Regions from separate parts of the Mus musculus genome. Here region 2 is linked to region 1. The links are chromatin loops, found by intact Hi-C in ENCODE. Cell type or tissue: left cerebral cortex. All regions are shown on one strand.

The links. A loop is a pair of places that touch in the nucleus more often than their neighbours do. Peaks named below come from ENCODE experiments on the same cell type or tissue, not always from the same donor. Only the 100,000 strongest peaks of a DNase experiment are listed, where the experiment ranks them.
Region 2: it touches region 1 in a loop (2.5-fold over the local background); 2 of 42 quality-filtered maps call a loop at or near these places.

Annotation. Positions count from the first base shown.
Region 1 is chr12:71,540,583-71,548,582 of GRCm38, reverse strand. 4930404H11Rik (RIKEN cDNA 4930404H11 gene) reads right to left here and starts at 7,976. Exons shown (of 3, transcript NR_045941.1): 1 at 7,827-7,976; 2 at 6,344-6,473. In left cerebral cortex, no CTCF peak of the experiment used is centred here; DNase peaks (open chromatin) are centred at 3,265, 4,038, 4,418, 4,653 and 1 more place; H3K27ac peaks cover 1,121 bases.
Region 2 is chr12:71,688,868-71,696,867 of GRCm38, reverse strand. The region is part of intron 2 of 9630002D21Rik (a long non-coding RNA gene); the gene reads right to left. Among named protein-coding and RNA genes, the nearest start is that of Gm46356, 63 kb to the right of the region's middle. In left cerebral cortex, no CTCF peak of the experiment used is centred here; DNase peaks (open chromatin) are centred at 1,831 and 3,008; H3K27ac peaks cover 488 bases.

The DNA of each region.
Region 1 (8,000 bases):
GGTGAATAAAGAAGTCAAAAAATGTCAACAAAACACTTGCGAACAGAATCCCACAGCACTTCTGAAAAGGCCATACATAATAATCAAGTGGGATTCATCCCGAAGATGTAAGAAATGTTTAACACTTGTAAATCAATAAATGCAATGCATCTCATTCAGAGAATGGAGAATCAAAGCTATATGAGCGCCTCCAATAGATGAAGAGAACCTATGGTCAGATTCTACAGTCTTTCATAATTTAGAAAAAAAGCCACTTAAGTTATGCATGGACAGACAATACCGGAGAATACTAAAAGCCAGGTGTGAAAAATTCACAGACAACACCATTCTGAACAAGGAAAAGCTAAAATTATTTCCTCTAAGAACTGTATAAGATAAGGATGTCCACAGTCACTGTTCTCATGCAATATGGTATTAAATGTCTCAGTTACATGAGAAGAAATGAAGTACATCAGAATTGGAGAGAAAGAACAAAATTATCCAAGTTTCAATTTGGCATCATTTTATGTACAGAAAAGGTAAACACGCCAACAAAAGGTGTTACAACTGATAGATGAATCCAGTGAAGTCGAAGGATGCAAAATCAGCGCAGATACAGCAGTAGCATTTTAGGCACCAATAACTTGCTTAAAAAAGATTAATAGAATATTCATACCATTCCAAAGAAAAGTTTAGAATTAAATTTAGCTAAGGAAATGAAAGGTATGTGCATATGTGCACTAAACGTGGTATTGTTACATGAATAAAGGGTGTGACAACAAGAAAAATATATCCCATGGTTACAGATCAGAAGAATTAATATTGTGAAAATGATCATATTATCCAAAATTATACAAAGGTTTAATTTAACCCCACCGAGATACCAAAAATAGTCTCACAGAAATAAAAGTTTCCCAGAGTTCATCTGGAACCACAAAAGATCCAGATTAGCCAAAGCAGTTCTCAGGGAGGAGGAGATGGAAGAGAGCACAATCCTGACTGAAAACAGATTGGACTAAGCATAAAAAATGCTTGCCCACCTGACCAACAGCCTGCCTGACCACCAGCCCGCCTGACCGCCAGGGTTAACTAACCCAGATGCCATCCGGGCCTGGATCCAGCACTTTGTTTGAGCTGGTCCACCCCAATATCTACCTATGAGCTTATGGAGCAGGTGGAGAAGTCAGTCCTACAGAAACAGAGCCACGGAATCTCCACAACTCTGGGCAACAGCAGGATGCCCAAAAGGACTCTCAGCAATGATCTAGTATTGATGGTATGTCAGAACCATAAACAGCAAACCAGACCAACAACTCGTTACAATGAACATCTGCATGTAAAGCTATTTGGGATGTGTGTGTGTGTGTGTGTGTGTGTGTGTGTGTGTGCTATGTGACACACTGCAGCTTCCAATTCCACTACAACAAATAGATATATGAGGGGGAGGTAGGAGAAGTGGAGGGATGGAACAGTGTGTGCTCAGTGAGAGAAGTTAGAACTAGGGACATTACAGTTGTGACAAATGTGAGGGAGGGAAGGCTGTGGTTGGTCGACTGAGGAATGAGTCATTACCCAGTAGAGTCAGGAGGGTGGTGTTCGGCAGCCTGGAGCTTCTACAAACTCAGCCTCCAAACAAACTGCCCACTGCTGTGATCATCCTGGCTCTGAGCAACAACCGAGTGTTTGAGATAAAGACTGGTTCATTCTCTGGATTGTGCCTCCTTGAAAGACCTCCATGGTCCGTACTTCTCTTGGAGGCCATGCTGGTTGGATGGGTCAGTGCTATTGTCAGAAATCATGTAGAAGCTCAGGATCTGTGCTCCCGCAGGCTACTTTTGCAGTGGTATGAAAGACTGTAGGCACGCAAATGAGGAAGAGAAACAGAGACGTTTTCTGTGACAAGCCCGTCTTCACTCAACACTCCCTCCAAAAAAAAATCCCATCAGTCTACAAAGAAAGTCACCAAGGAGAACTTTTGAAGAGGGTGGTAAAGGGGCTGGAGAGATGGGCCAGTGGCGAAGAGCACTTACTGATCTTGCAAAAGACCCAGGGTCAGTTCCTGGCACCCACATGGTGGCTTACAACTGTCAGGGTTCAGTTCCACAGTGTCCAGTGCTGCCTCCTGACCTCTACAGGCATGCATATGGTGCGTAGATATAGATACCAGCAAAAGTAGTCACGTAGATAAATAAATCCCAAAAAATAAACAAACATCGTGATAAGGATGCTAAAGTGCAGATCCCCACATTCAATGGCTTCTGGTGCAGATGGGGGGTAGGGATGAGGGGTGGGGTGTGGATGGGGGTGGGGGTGGGGGTGGGGGTGGGGAGGACACAGGTAGGGAAGAAGCCAGTTTTCTTTAGGGGGCTGGCCACTGAGAGTCTGACCGTGTCTCAGTGAGTAGGTGGATAGCACAAAATGGGCTTGTTTTGTTTCCTTCCTTCCTCCTTTTTTTTGGGGGGGGGGGGAGGAGAGAAGAGGGAAGGTCAAGGGTAGAGGAGCAGACATAGAAGGACAGGCAAGGGTATGTGATGGGTACATGATGTGAAACTCCCGAAGAATCAATAAGAAATATGATGTTGGGGAGAAATCAGAAGGACCATAGAAAACAAATCACAAGACCGGGTGTGGTGGTACACACCTTTAATCCCAGCACTCGGGAGGCAGAGGAAGGCGGATTTCTGAGTTCGAGGCCAGCCTGATCTACAAAGTGAGTACCAGGACAGCCAGGGCTATACAGAGAAACCCTGTCTCAACAAAAAAAAAAAAGAAAGAAAGAAAGAAAGAAAGAAAGAAAGAAAGAAAGAAAGAAAGAAAGAAAAATAAGAAAGGAAGAAAAATAAGAAAGGAAGAAAAGAAAAGAGAAGAGAAGAAAAGAAATCACGGGGTGTGGAGGCAGACACCTGTAAGATGAACATTTAGAGGTAGAGGCAGGATCGAGAGTTCAGGGTCATGTGTGGCTACATAGCAATTTGAACCTAGCCTGTGCTATATGAGACCCTATTTCAAAAGAAAAAAAGAGAAAAGAAAAGAGAAAAGGATTTAAAGATCTGAACAGTTATTTCCATGTAAATGCTCAATTTAAATACATGGTAATCCCACCACTCTAGAGACAAGAAGGAAGATCACAAGGCTGGGGGCAGCCTGGGCTACATACTGAGTTCCATACGAGTTTGAATTACACAGTGAAACTTGCCTCATTAAATAAAGCCTGTATTCCTCCCCAAGAGAAAAAGTCAGTATCACTAGTCCTCTAGGAAATTCAAAATTATGATGCTGGTGAGGATGTTAAGGAAAGGGCCCTCCCACATGCTGTGGGAGGAGGTATAAACTAATACTGTCACAGCAGAAAACACCAGGAGATTCCTGACAGAGCTGAAAGCAGAATCCATGGGAGCCACTGGTCCTACCATTGAGAATAAATCCAAAGTAAACAGAATCATGTGTAGAAGAGGTCTGCACACGCTGCTGTATTTCTTCCAGGACTCCTTACAACGGCTAAGAAACAAAAGCAAACAAGGTATCCATTAGCAGACAATTGAGTAAAGCGAATATGGTATATGAGAGTTCTATAATGGAATTTTATCCAGCCATAAACAGAATGAAATGCTGTTGATTGAAGCTGTGTGGGTATGACCGGAGGTTATTTGGTTAAGTGATATAAGCCAGATGCAGAAAGACCAACACTAGAGGCTCTCTCTCATTTATGTAAACTGAACAGCTAGCCTCATTGAAGAATAGAGAAATAGTGGTCACATGAGACCTGGAAGGTGGGAGGGAGGGAAAGAAGTTAGCCACAGCACATTGAAATGCAGAAGGGATGGCTGGCTCTGGGGTTCTATATGCTCAGTGCAGGGACTATTTACTACAGCAGTCAATGGTAGATTGAAAACTAATGGGAAAATGGAATCCAGACTCTCCAGCCCATGGAGATAATTAACGTTTTAGGAATTGGAAGTTCTGGACACCCTGATTTCATCAGTACACATTGTATGCATTTACTGGGTTACCAGAATGTACTCTATAAAGATCTAAAATAGGGCTGGCAAGATGACTCAGCGATGAAGTCACTTGCTGCCAAATCTGAAACCTCCAGCACCCGCATGGTGAAAAAAGAGAACTGATTCCTGCACGTTGTCATCTAGACATCCAAACTGACACCATGGCTTGCCTGGAAAGCCCACACAAGCATGCCTGAATACACACACATAAACACACACAGAGAGAGAGAGAGAGAGAGAGAGAGAGAGAGAGAGAGAGAGAGAGGGAGGGAGAGAGGGAGAGAGGGAAAGAGGGAGAGAGAGAGAGAGAGAGAGAGAGAGAGAGAGAGAGAGAGAGAGAGAAAGAGAGAGAAAGGCAGGTTGAAGGAAGTAATTAAAGAATCCGGGGCTTGCAGTTATGTAGTTAGGAATGTGTGTGTGTGTGTGTGTGTGTGTGTGTGTGTGTGTTTATGCCACCTCAGCCCACTGCAACTTAAAACTCTGTGTTTATTGTAAATATCTCCTATCACATCATTTTCATAAAGGTTTTGAAAATAAACCCCATATCAGATCCATACAATTATTGTCCTACAAAACTGTCACATTCTAATGCTTTGAAACTCCATTATTTTTCAAATATAAGAGAGAGTCTTGCTGGCCTAGAATTAACTACATAAATAGACCAGACTGGTCTTGGATTTGTGCCAAAACTCCTGCCTCTGCCTTCCTAGTGCTAGGACCACAAATGTGAGCTGATGTGCCCGGCTTCCCCTTCCAGACTGATGATTGATTGATTGATTGATTGATTGATGATTGATGGCTACAGCCTGCTGTGTAGACGCTGGTATACAGAGACTTTGTCGTTATTCTGAATTGAGATTTCTCTTACAGATTTCCATCTTTTTACAATGCTCGCAGAATAGCACGGCGATTCGATGTAGCTCTTGGGATGAGATCCCAGTTTGGCCCTCCTCTCAACCACAGAACTATGCACTAGAGAGCTCAGCCTGTGCTCTGTAAAATGGGGTCAATAATAGCTGCCAGTTTAATAGGATTTGGTAAGGATGATCAAATAACACACAGAAAGTATTTTGCCCTGTGCACAGTTCCCAGGAAGTGCTCAGCAGTCATTGATAACAGTAATTAAGGTAAATGACCATGGTTGTAAAGAAGAAAACATTAGTCTAAACATTAAGGCTCCTGATGCTCCTACCCAATGCATCGTCATCCGGAGTCTATCACAGCATCACTTACAATGCTTTATTTCAGTCTGGTTATGTACTGACACTGTTTAATATTGGTACCACATTTCACATTGGCTTCTAACTGCCTTCACTTTGCATCAAAGTGGCAAAGTTGAACAGCCACACCCTGACTCAGTGTGTCACTGGGCCACAGCCCTCTTTGGAAGCCTGTGCACTATGGACACTAAACACACACACACACACACACACACACACACACACACACAAAACAAAACATGCCTTCTTCCTGGCACCATTAAGTCAACAAACCTCCCAGGAGAGTGATTTTTAAAAATGTGGTTGCCGCTGCCTTAATGAGGACATGCTCGGAGCCCAGTGTAATCTTATAATGTGCTTAGGGCCCCTTGGAATTCACAGGAATTAGATTTGGTAACAGTAGATCTCCGTTTCTCAAATATTAGCAATGTAATTTACAATAATTGTCTCTGATTTTAGCTGATGACATTGAGAATTGCAAGCATTATTGTGGCGGTGTTTATAATTCAGCGATGTTACCACAGGAATCTGCTTTTCAGCTGTTGGAGGATGCGTGTGGAGTCTGCTTTTGTTAATATAGCACACGCCACGTTTTCCTTAAGGCCTTTTATCAGACTGTTACATACATTAGAACACACGCAAAGTGTGTTTCCACATAACAACCTAAAAGGCAATGTCTACTTGATCATTCTAACACACATAAATTCCTTGTCCCCATGTTTTCCACAAAGCTCTCCAGTTATTCAAAATGTTTGCTCTCTAGTCAAACTTCTAACAGCCCCAGCTGGGAGACTTCACCCAGGGAGATGTGAACAAGCCTCAGTTCTCTCCAGGCAGGAATGGATTATGACCCAGTTTAGGTTGGTGAACCAATTTTCTTATTGAGGTTACTCACAGGGGTATGAGTGACAACCGCAGCCGCAGCACTGAAAACCCAGCCTACACAGGTGACTGCAAGCTGTGTGTCTGGAGTTCGCTGTAGTTTGCAGGCAGCTCCAGGGAGAGTCTCTTCTCTCTAGCAATTGCTTACTGCTCAGCCTCAGGGAAGGGCTTTGGGAACCCTGTGACTCAGTGACTCCCCACCCTAAACCCCAGCCTCCAATCCCCCTTTCCCTTGACCCCTGCCTCCACACCTAGACCCACCTTCTTAGCTCCTTGAGTCTTCTTGTGCCCCTCTGCCCTGCCCTAGGAGGGAGTGCTTCAGTTTGGGAGTTCCACAACAACTCAAGTGCCAGGATGACCTCACCATCAGAACAGCCAAGAAAAAAGAAGCCTGAAACAGAAGACAGAAGTTTTAGCAACTCACAGATTTCGATTTTCAGGAGCTGTGATCTTTAGAGTTTGTGGTGATGCTCTAATCAGAATACTTCTTCATAATTCGTGATGAAATCCAAGTACTACCACAACACTGGACAATGGGACTTTCTAACCAATGGCTAAACATTCATCCCCCGGCCACAGGGCCTTTGCAGTGTTGTGCCCAGAGGTCTTCTCTTAAATGTTCTTTATCACTAACTCCCTCGGTTCCCTCTCTGCTTTTTCTCAAATGTCACTTACCAATGAGTTGCTTATCCTGACCCTTGTGCTCATAGTTAACGCCCCTCATCTTCTACTGTCCTCCATAGGGCCAATTTCTTGTTAGAGTCCTATATAATCAATGTATTGTGTGTACTGATTTGTTTCTTTCTGCTAAGATGAGAAGCTGCATGGTAGGAAGGGTATCTGTCTGGCTTGTTCACTGCCCCATCTTAAGGATGTCTGAGAGTACCTAGCATAAAATTGATCCTACGGAAAAGTCTGTCTAGTGAGTAGGTGATTGGTAATGCCCCCAATATCTAGAGGACTATGTGGATACCCAGAAAGAAGTCTACTTGTCTCTGCCTCCTTCGCTATAGGATCTAGCATTCCAGAAACGCTGACGGTTGCTAGAAGAGGACCGCGTGCTAAGTCATCGGTTCTCAGCCTGTGGATGGAGAACCCTTAGGAGTCACATGTCAGATGTTTGCATTATGATTCATAATAGTAGCAAAATGACAGTTAGGAAGTAGACACAGAATAATTTCATGGCTGGGGGTCACTATAACACGAGGAACTGCATTAAAGCATTAGGAAGGCTGAGAAGCACTGAGCTAAGCAAACATTGATAGTAGTTAGTCTAAAGACATCTCTAAACTCAGCATCGTTCCTCTTCCCTTCTGAGACAATCAGACAGAACTCATTCAGCATGAGGGCAGGGTCCTTTAGGGGCCAGTGGTTCTGATAGTCGGCATCTGAGTTATTGATATAGCAAAGTAAATTAGCCAAATATATTCACACATTCAATAAATAAGTGCACACGCACACACAAATGTCTTAGAAATTTACAAATAGTAATCAATGTCTGAAAATCTCTCATTTCTCATCAATGGTAGATAAAACAAATGGAAAATTGTACATCTTTTTCATTTTCTTCACTTATTTTTAAAATTGGTGACTGACTACTTTTGAAGTCTCTTACGAGATGCAGTAACATGCAGTATAGAAACGGAAGCTTTGGAAGGGATGAAAATGTATTTGCAGATGGTATTTCATATGTTTACTAATAAGTAGTGAGTGAATCCTGGTGGGACTCATAAACCTTGCTCACGTGGGAGGTCGCGTTCTCATGGAGGTGATAATTGAAGGCAGGATTCATGTGTGTCTCAGAAGAGGAGACCGCAAAGATCTGGCTTAGACTTGAATACAGTTTGTCCCCACAAACATCCATGTTGAAACCGGACTGCTGGGTTGGGAGGTTGGGACCTTTAAGAAGTGATCGGGA
Region 2 (8,000 bases), 150 kb before region 1:
AAGTACAAAGTCCCTGGGCAGCTGAATGGAAACGGGCTTTGTCGTGACAGAACTCAGACTCAAGAGCTTTGTGCTCGGGGACCCTGCACGCAAAGCTTCGAGGGGACCAAGAAATAGAAATGCCTAGCTCACAATTTTCCAATGCTACTAGCTGTTTCTCTTCATTTTCCAAGTAAAGTTTCTTGGTCGCGTTGCTTTTGAAAAGTCAAGTACTATTCATGGGTAGAGGTCTCATGCCATTTTCTGAAAGTCCACTTCATTTGGAAATAAGACCAGCATTCAGCTACATGGAAAAGCCAAGACCAGGTTTTTTCTTGTGTAGCAAGAGGAGCCATGAACTAAGAGCATCTGTGAATCAGTACCTGAGGATGAAGACTGTGCCATATGGGATTATAGACAACAAAGAAGAGGATCAGACAGCTATGCACCCACAGCAACGGGAATAATAGTTTTTGTTCTGCTAATCCTTACCTAGTGATGACTAACCCAATCCTGGGTGCACAACAAAGCACACCTAAATCTCTTTTAGAACAAAATAAGCTAAATACAGATCAGATGTGAGGACATCAAAACTCTTTGTGAAGGACATGTGACATCTTCCATAGAGATAGGTTCTAGATTGGCTAAGAAAACCAAGTTTATGAGAAGGGTCTGGGGGAGGTCCAGCAACATGAAAGCCTCCAGTCACACATAATGCACAAAGGCCACCAGGCTAGAAAGGCATGTTCATTCCAGCCTTCTGAGAGGAAAACATGTTTTATATTCCTTTCCTTGAAGGAACAACCCTGTGTACTTAACACTCCAGTTTTCCCTAGTGCACTCCTTTGAGCACAAAAACCTACAGGGCACGTGGGAATCCTAGACTGGTAGGGCCCAGGTGATTTCCCCTCCACTGTTAGGACAGACGTATTTAGTTATCCGTCTTTTCTTAGTTACTTAGTCCATTTTGGTCAGTTCAGGAGGCTTTAGCAAACTATCGTAGACTGAACATCTTACAAAGAGACATACAAGGGTCAAGTCACTGACAGATTTGGTATCTGCTGAGGGTTTGCTCTCTCATTCACAAATGGCTGCTTCTAACCACACTTTCACATTGCTTTACTGTAGCCTCTTCCATAGGGTGTTAATCCTGTTAAATAGGGCAGAACAGAGCCCTCATGAGCTGGTTATGCCCAATAAGTTCTACCTTTAAACGTGATCATCTTGGTGACCAGGTGTCAACACGTCAATTTGGGGCAACGCGCTACCACCCAGAACAAGGTGACATGTAGTCATATACCATTCTCATGTCACCAACTAGCCTTCAGTGAAATCATTTTTAAGGGGGCATTGGGTAGATGCCCAAACTCATTCCTTATTGTTGGTTATTTAAAGGATTGTTCATCTTTCCAGTTTATAACTAAAACTACAACACAAACCATCACACAAATTTTTATAGCTATGTTTACCACTGAGACTCGCTGATATAAGTAAATACCGCCTTGCTGAATTTTTATCAGACATGTATTTAAAGAGCCAACACAGATTTTTACAGTAACACATACTTAGAATTCTGCACCTTGGTTGTTTTGCTGTGTTATGCTGTCTTGTGAATTCTGGGACATTTAGCAGTAGTCTTGACATCTACCTAGTATAACTACTAGAACTCTCTCATAGGGAAAACTGTAGAATATCTTAGAGCATTCTAAGGGAGGCAGTGTCCTTCTGGGGAGGGAATGCTATACAGTTTCTCAGGCTTTAATGAGAAAATTCAGTGCAAGAGAGGGCACAGTTCCTTATGCTCTAACACCTTCCTTGAAAAAAATGTGCTGGGACCAGACACGTCTGCATACTCAGAAATGTGTGATTATTTATAGGTTTGAGGTCGCCTAAGTAGATCACTCCTTGTTGTATACTCAAGGGGCTCAGAATTCTGTCAGAGATATGTGTGCATCCATGTTTATTGCTGTTCTAGTCTATTTAGAATAGCAAGGAATAGCTTAGACACCCATGAACAGATGAATAGATGTGTATGGATATACACAATGGAATTTTACCAAGATGTAAAGAAAACAAAATTATGAAAATTTCAGGAAAATGGATGAATCTTGAATTATGTTAAGCAAGGAAAGCCAGACCCAGGAAAACAGATGCCACGTTCTCTCCCATATACAGGTCCTTGAATACATGGTTTTGTCTCTTTCCCCTACCTTTGGAGCTGGGAACTCACCTAAGGGCCTGGTGCTTGGTGGACAATCAGTCTACCACTGAGCTAAACTCCCAACTCCAGGTCCTAGCGTTTAGTATACAGGTGTGTGTGTGTGTGTGTGTGTGTGTGTGTGTGTGTGTGTGTGTGCGCGCGCGCGCGTGTGTGTGTATTGGTGTGTACGGGTTAGAGTGCAAGCGTGGGTCATGAAACTAGAAAGGGAGCCATAGAGAGAAAAGGAAGTGCCGAGGAAGAGAGAGAGAGAGAGAGAGAGAGAAGAGGACCAAGGTCACTGGTAGGATAAAGACAGATAAGAGCTGTGAGCTGGGAAGGGCTTAAGAGTCTGGCACCAATGGTGGAGAACAGAAAAGTGGATCAGTGAAGGCAAATGGTGTTGGAAAATACCACAATGAAATACACTAACTAAAAATACAAAGTCTTTAAAAACAAGTATGTATCTGGGACCTCAAACCCTCCACTACTCCGTATTCTCCAAGGCTGAATAGCTAAACAGACAGTGGCTAGATCATATACATCAAAAGAAAATGGCCTCCAATCTCTGTAGCAACCAGCTTGAAAAGCCAAACCACAAGGTCTTCAGCCTGCTCCCCAGGACAGTCAACACTACCTGTAATGCCCACCTCTCCATATCTGCCCAGGTTCTAACTCAGGACAACCAGAGCAAGACAACTCTCCAACAGTAAGCACAAAGCTTCCACTTAGCTCGCCTTCAGCTTTGTGATGCCAAAGCCCTCCTCCAGCATGCGCGAAGCTCTCTCTTTCCTCACTGCCAAGATTTTCAGCTTCCCTTGTCAGCCTCCGCATCTTCCCTTAGTGGTTAGCAACTTCCTGGCTATGCAGCAAGCCCTGACAAAACAGCCGCCGTATGTTCCCCCTTAGAGCTGTCTTCATTTATTACAACTGTTCTTACTGGCTGGGCAAGAGGTTTATTTTATGAGTGGAAACCATCAAGAATGTATCATCTGGTATTCAGGTTTTAGATGCAGATGTTTGGGGCATTGTTTGGGAAAGACGGCTGTCGAGTACCTGGAGATGTCTGGGTCTGTTGGAAAGCTACAGCCCCTCCTGGGACTGAGATGAGGGAAGCTCTCATGGAAGGGCAGATCACTCAGTCCCTGCTGTTTTGGTATCTAGGCAACCTGAAATTAATTCCCAAGGTTACTGTTATACAAATTTACATGAAGCGCTAAACCCAACGTATTTTTGTCAGAGTGGAGAAGGGGAGGGCAGAACAGGTTCCTGTATCTCCTGTTTGAAGCATGACCTCAGTGACCTACTTCTCCCTACCCACACCACCTCTCAGAGGTTCAACCAGCTCCCTGTATTGCTGATGACCACACATGCCTTGCTTGGTATTGTATTGATGAGACATGCATGCCTTCAGAGACATTCTATGTCAAATGCTAGTGCTGAACACACCACTGAGTATCTGCCACACATCACTATTTCTGACAGGGAACCTACTTCTCTGGTAATGAAATGTGTCAATGGGCAGATTCTTATAGGAGATGACTATATCCTCTGTATCTTTTACTCTGAAGTTGGGTTATAATAGTCAATGAAAGGCCAAATAATGACACAAGCAACACAGACGTTGCAAATTCAGGATGTTATCTTACTAATGTAGCATGTGCTGCAACTCAAAACCCAACACTGAAAAAAAAAAAAGCCCAACATTGCACTTTCTGTCAAAGTCTGAGGAGTAGGTCTATGGAATGGTGATGACATTTCTTGAGGCTAAGGGGAGGGATCTAGTCATGAAGTATTTTATAATCCATTGGAGGGGAGTGTCCAGTAGAGAGTGTCCAGAAGAATGGCTCCAGTCAACTGGAAGTGGAGACACTGAGATGATATTTATGGGACCCACATTCCATCAAGGTAAAAGGCAGAAATGGGGTCCATGCTGCAGTTTTATGTGATAGCTCGTGACTTGCCAGAGAACTGTGTGTGGTTAGGGATTCATGCCAGGGGCATGCTAGGGTTTGTAGAGTCCCTGAAGTGGCCAGTAGTGATCCTGGGACACAATGTCTAGATGGCTCTGGTCTTATCTATTGTGTCCAGCATGCCAACTTCTCTCAGCCTCTTGATTCCTTCCTTTTCCTACCCCCTCTCCACCCCAGACATCGGGTGGACCAATACAGACATTTCCATTTCTCTCTGCATGTTTTGGGTTTTGCTTATCTTTCAAAGAGCTGCCCAAGTTTCACATTTGTTCAGTTCCACAGCAAGTAAGTGTTATGAAGCCAACAAGTTTCTGCATGGCCAGTTTTATACTCTCTACAACTTGATAGAGTACCGTCAAACTCAAATTCCAAGCATAGACCAATACATTTGTGTAATTCTTTGTTATAGGGTGTTTTTTTTTTCATCCTAGTTAGATCCGAAGTGTTCCCTGACAGTTTTTTGTTTTGAATTTAATTTAATTTTTTAAAAAGATTTAACTCTAGTAATTGACCTGGCAGCTAGAAGCAGAGGTAAGAGGGTAAGAGTTACTTCTGAGTAGAGCACCTGCTCCCAGTTAGGGAGGAAGACATTTCTGCAGCATTCTAGCATAGAGCATAGCACAAGTACATGTTCTTGCTGGGGAAAGGTAAGATGTTTCACCAGCCTAAGAAGTACAGTGGTGGAGAGACTGTCGAAATCCTTAGGACTGTGCATCTAGATACTGTATTTCATGCTCTGGGATGCTCTCTCAGGCGCTAGCTTTTGCATGATGTGCCTGCTTACACTGAGTCCTCAAGGTCCCTATAGCTTTGTACTTCTGAGTGCTAAGCTTTCTGCCCCTTGCTCAACTATTAGGCACAGAGGTTCTTTGGCTCATATCTATCCAAGTATCCAAATATCGCTTTGTCTCTCTGACTGTATGAATTTTGGCATCTATACCGATCGCTGTATAAAGTAGATATTGAGACAATTCATACTTAGAATCTTTTAAAAGATCACACTGAACAATGCCACAAGTTAACTTTCCTCGTTATTCCAGAAAAATGCTGCTACCAACAAATTCTTTAGTCATTTTTGAGTTAATGGACTTTTTGATACCAATTTTAAAAAATACTGAAGAAGAAATCAGGAAAGTAGTCCTACTTACAATAGCTTCAGGAAATGCTAGAAATAAACTTAACCAGGGAAATGGAAGCTATTGACAATGAATATTAGAATACTGAAAGCACAAGACACTAGAAAATACAAGGAGTGCTCAAGCTGATGGATCAGCAGAATTAATAATGTGAAAATTATCAAAAGCGACCTACGAATTGAAGGCAATCCTCATCCAAGTTCCAGTAATATTCTTCAGAAAAAAAAATAGAGGAAAAACTAGTTTCTAAAATTCATATGGAAGCAGAAAGGACTTTGAATAGCCAGAGCAATCCCAAAGCGAAAGAATGATAGTGGAATTATCAACATACAGTAGTAACAAAACCCAACATGGCTCTATAATGAAACAGCCAAGTAGACCAAAAGAAGAGAAGACAAACATCTACATGGCCACAGCCACCTAATTTTTGGCAAAGAAGCCAAAAATATCCTTGAGAAAAAAACAGCCTCATCAGTATGAAGTGCTGCAAAAGCTGGATAGGCCCTTGAAGAAAAACAGAGCATAACCTATTTTTTTCATACAACCATGTTGCTTGGGCAAAAATCAATTCAAAGTTGATAAAGAAAGACCCCAATGTATGAATCCATGTTAGAAAAATGAAATAGAAATTCTCCAAGGTATGAGCATAAGCAAGGACTTTCTGAATTGGATTCCAATAACTCTGGGAATAAAGCCTAGAAGTAGCAAACAGGATAGGTGGAAATTCAAAGCTTCCACACAGCAAAGGAAACCACAGGTGAGTGAAAAGACATCCTACGGAGTGATAGAAAGTCTTAGCTAGCTTACACACAACAGAAGGTTACTAGCTAGAATATATAAAGAATTCAAAAAACTAAATACCAAGAACAGAAAAAGAAAAAGAAAAAAAAAAAAAAGCAGAAGCCAGTCAAAAAATGGGCTAATATGGGCTGGAGAGATGTCTCAGCCATTAAAGGCTAGGCTTACAATCAAAAAATGGTCTAATAAGGAGAGATGACTTAGCAGTTAGGAGCACTGACTGCTCTTTCAGAGAGCTTAGGGTTACTTCTCAGCATCTACATAGTGAATCACATTCATCCATAACTCCTGTTCCAAGGGATATCATGCCCATTTGTGGCCTCCACAGGCACAAGATATGCAAGTAGTACATCCATGAACATAAAATAAAAATATACCCTTTTTTTAAAAAAGATAAAAATAAATAGACACACCATGAGAACATAGTCCACAGAATCAACTGACCAGGACTCAGGGAACTTGAAGAGGTCTGACCTAGGTCCTCTACATATGTGTTATGTCTGAATAGCTACTTGGTGTTCTTGTGGAAATCTGTAGAGTGGGAGCTGGGGCTTTCACTGACTTGTTTTGAGTGCCTGTGGCATCTGTTCTCCCTGCTGGGTTGCCTTGCTCAGCCTTGATATGATGGAATGTGCTTGGTCTTATTGTTGTTTGTTATGTTGTGTTTGGTTGATGTCCCTAGGAGGCCTGCTCTTTTCTGAGGAGAGGCAAGGGTGGAGGAGATATCTGGAGGAAAGGAGAGGGGGAAAGGAGAGACTGCAAGAGGGGAGGGAGGAAGAACTTCTCTCAGGATGTAATAAGAGATAAACAAACAAATAGAATGAGCTAATAAAATAGAAAATTCTTAAAAGATAAAGTGTACATTGCCATTAAGCATACAAAAAAATGTTCACTATTCTTAGCCATCAGAGAAATGCTAATTTAAACTACATTGAAATTCCATACCGTTCCAGAAAGGATTGGTATCATTAAGCAGCACAAGTAACTCTGGTGAGAACGAGTAAGGGGAGGAGCCTTATACACTCCCAACAGGATGGCAACGTAGTTCAACCACTATGCTAGTTAGTATGGAGATCCCTCAAAACCTAAAACAAGAACTATCATGTAACCCAGCTATACCACTCAGAGGCACGCACCAGAAAGACTCCAAGCCGTCACACTGCAGAGCTAGCTGCATATCACACTGCAGAGCTAGCTGCATATCACACTGCAGAGCTAGCTGCATATCACACTGCAGAGCTAGCTGCATATCACACTGCAGAGCTAGCTGCATATCACACTGCAGAGCTAGCTGCATATCCATGTTTACTCACAATAGACAAATTATATAATTGGCTAACCTGTCAGTCGGCAAAGACATGGATAAGGGAAGCAATACATAGACATACTCACACACACATACATACATACATACATACATACATACACACACACACACACACACACACACACACACACATACACACATGCACACACACACACACACACACACACACAGAGAGAGAGAGAGAGAGAGAGAGAGAGAGAGAGGAACAATGAAATTATATCAATTACTGGAAAATGGATATAGCTGGAGATCATCACACTATGGAAAATTACCCAGGTTCATGCTTTCTCTCATTCTTCAAGTCTAGATTTTATACAGGTGTATAAAATCATAAAATGATTTCCATCTATACAGACAGATATATATGCATAAAACACGAAGACAGAAATAAGCCTGGGAGAAGGAAACAGATTAGTAGGGGTCAGGAAAGTGGACAAGGGGACGGTCTCAGGGCATGGCCATGGCCAAAGCATATGGCATCATCAAAAGAAAATGCCTTTATGTAACATATCCTATACATCCATAAATTTTTAAAAATAAAACCAACAACTATATATCTTTTGTTTCATAGATCTAAAAATGCATAAACA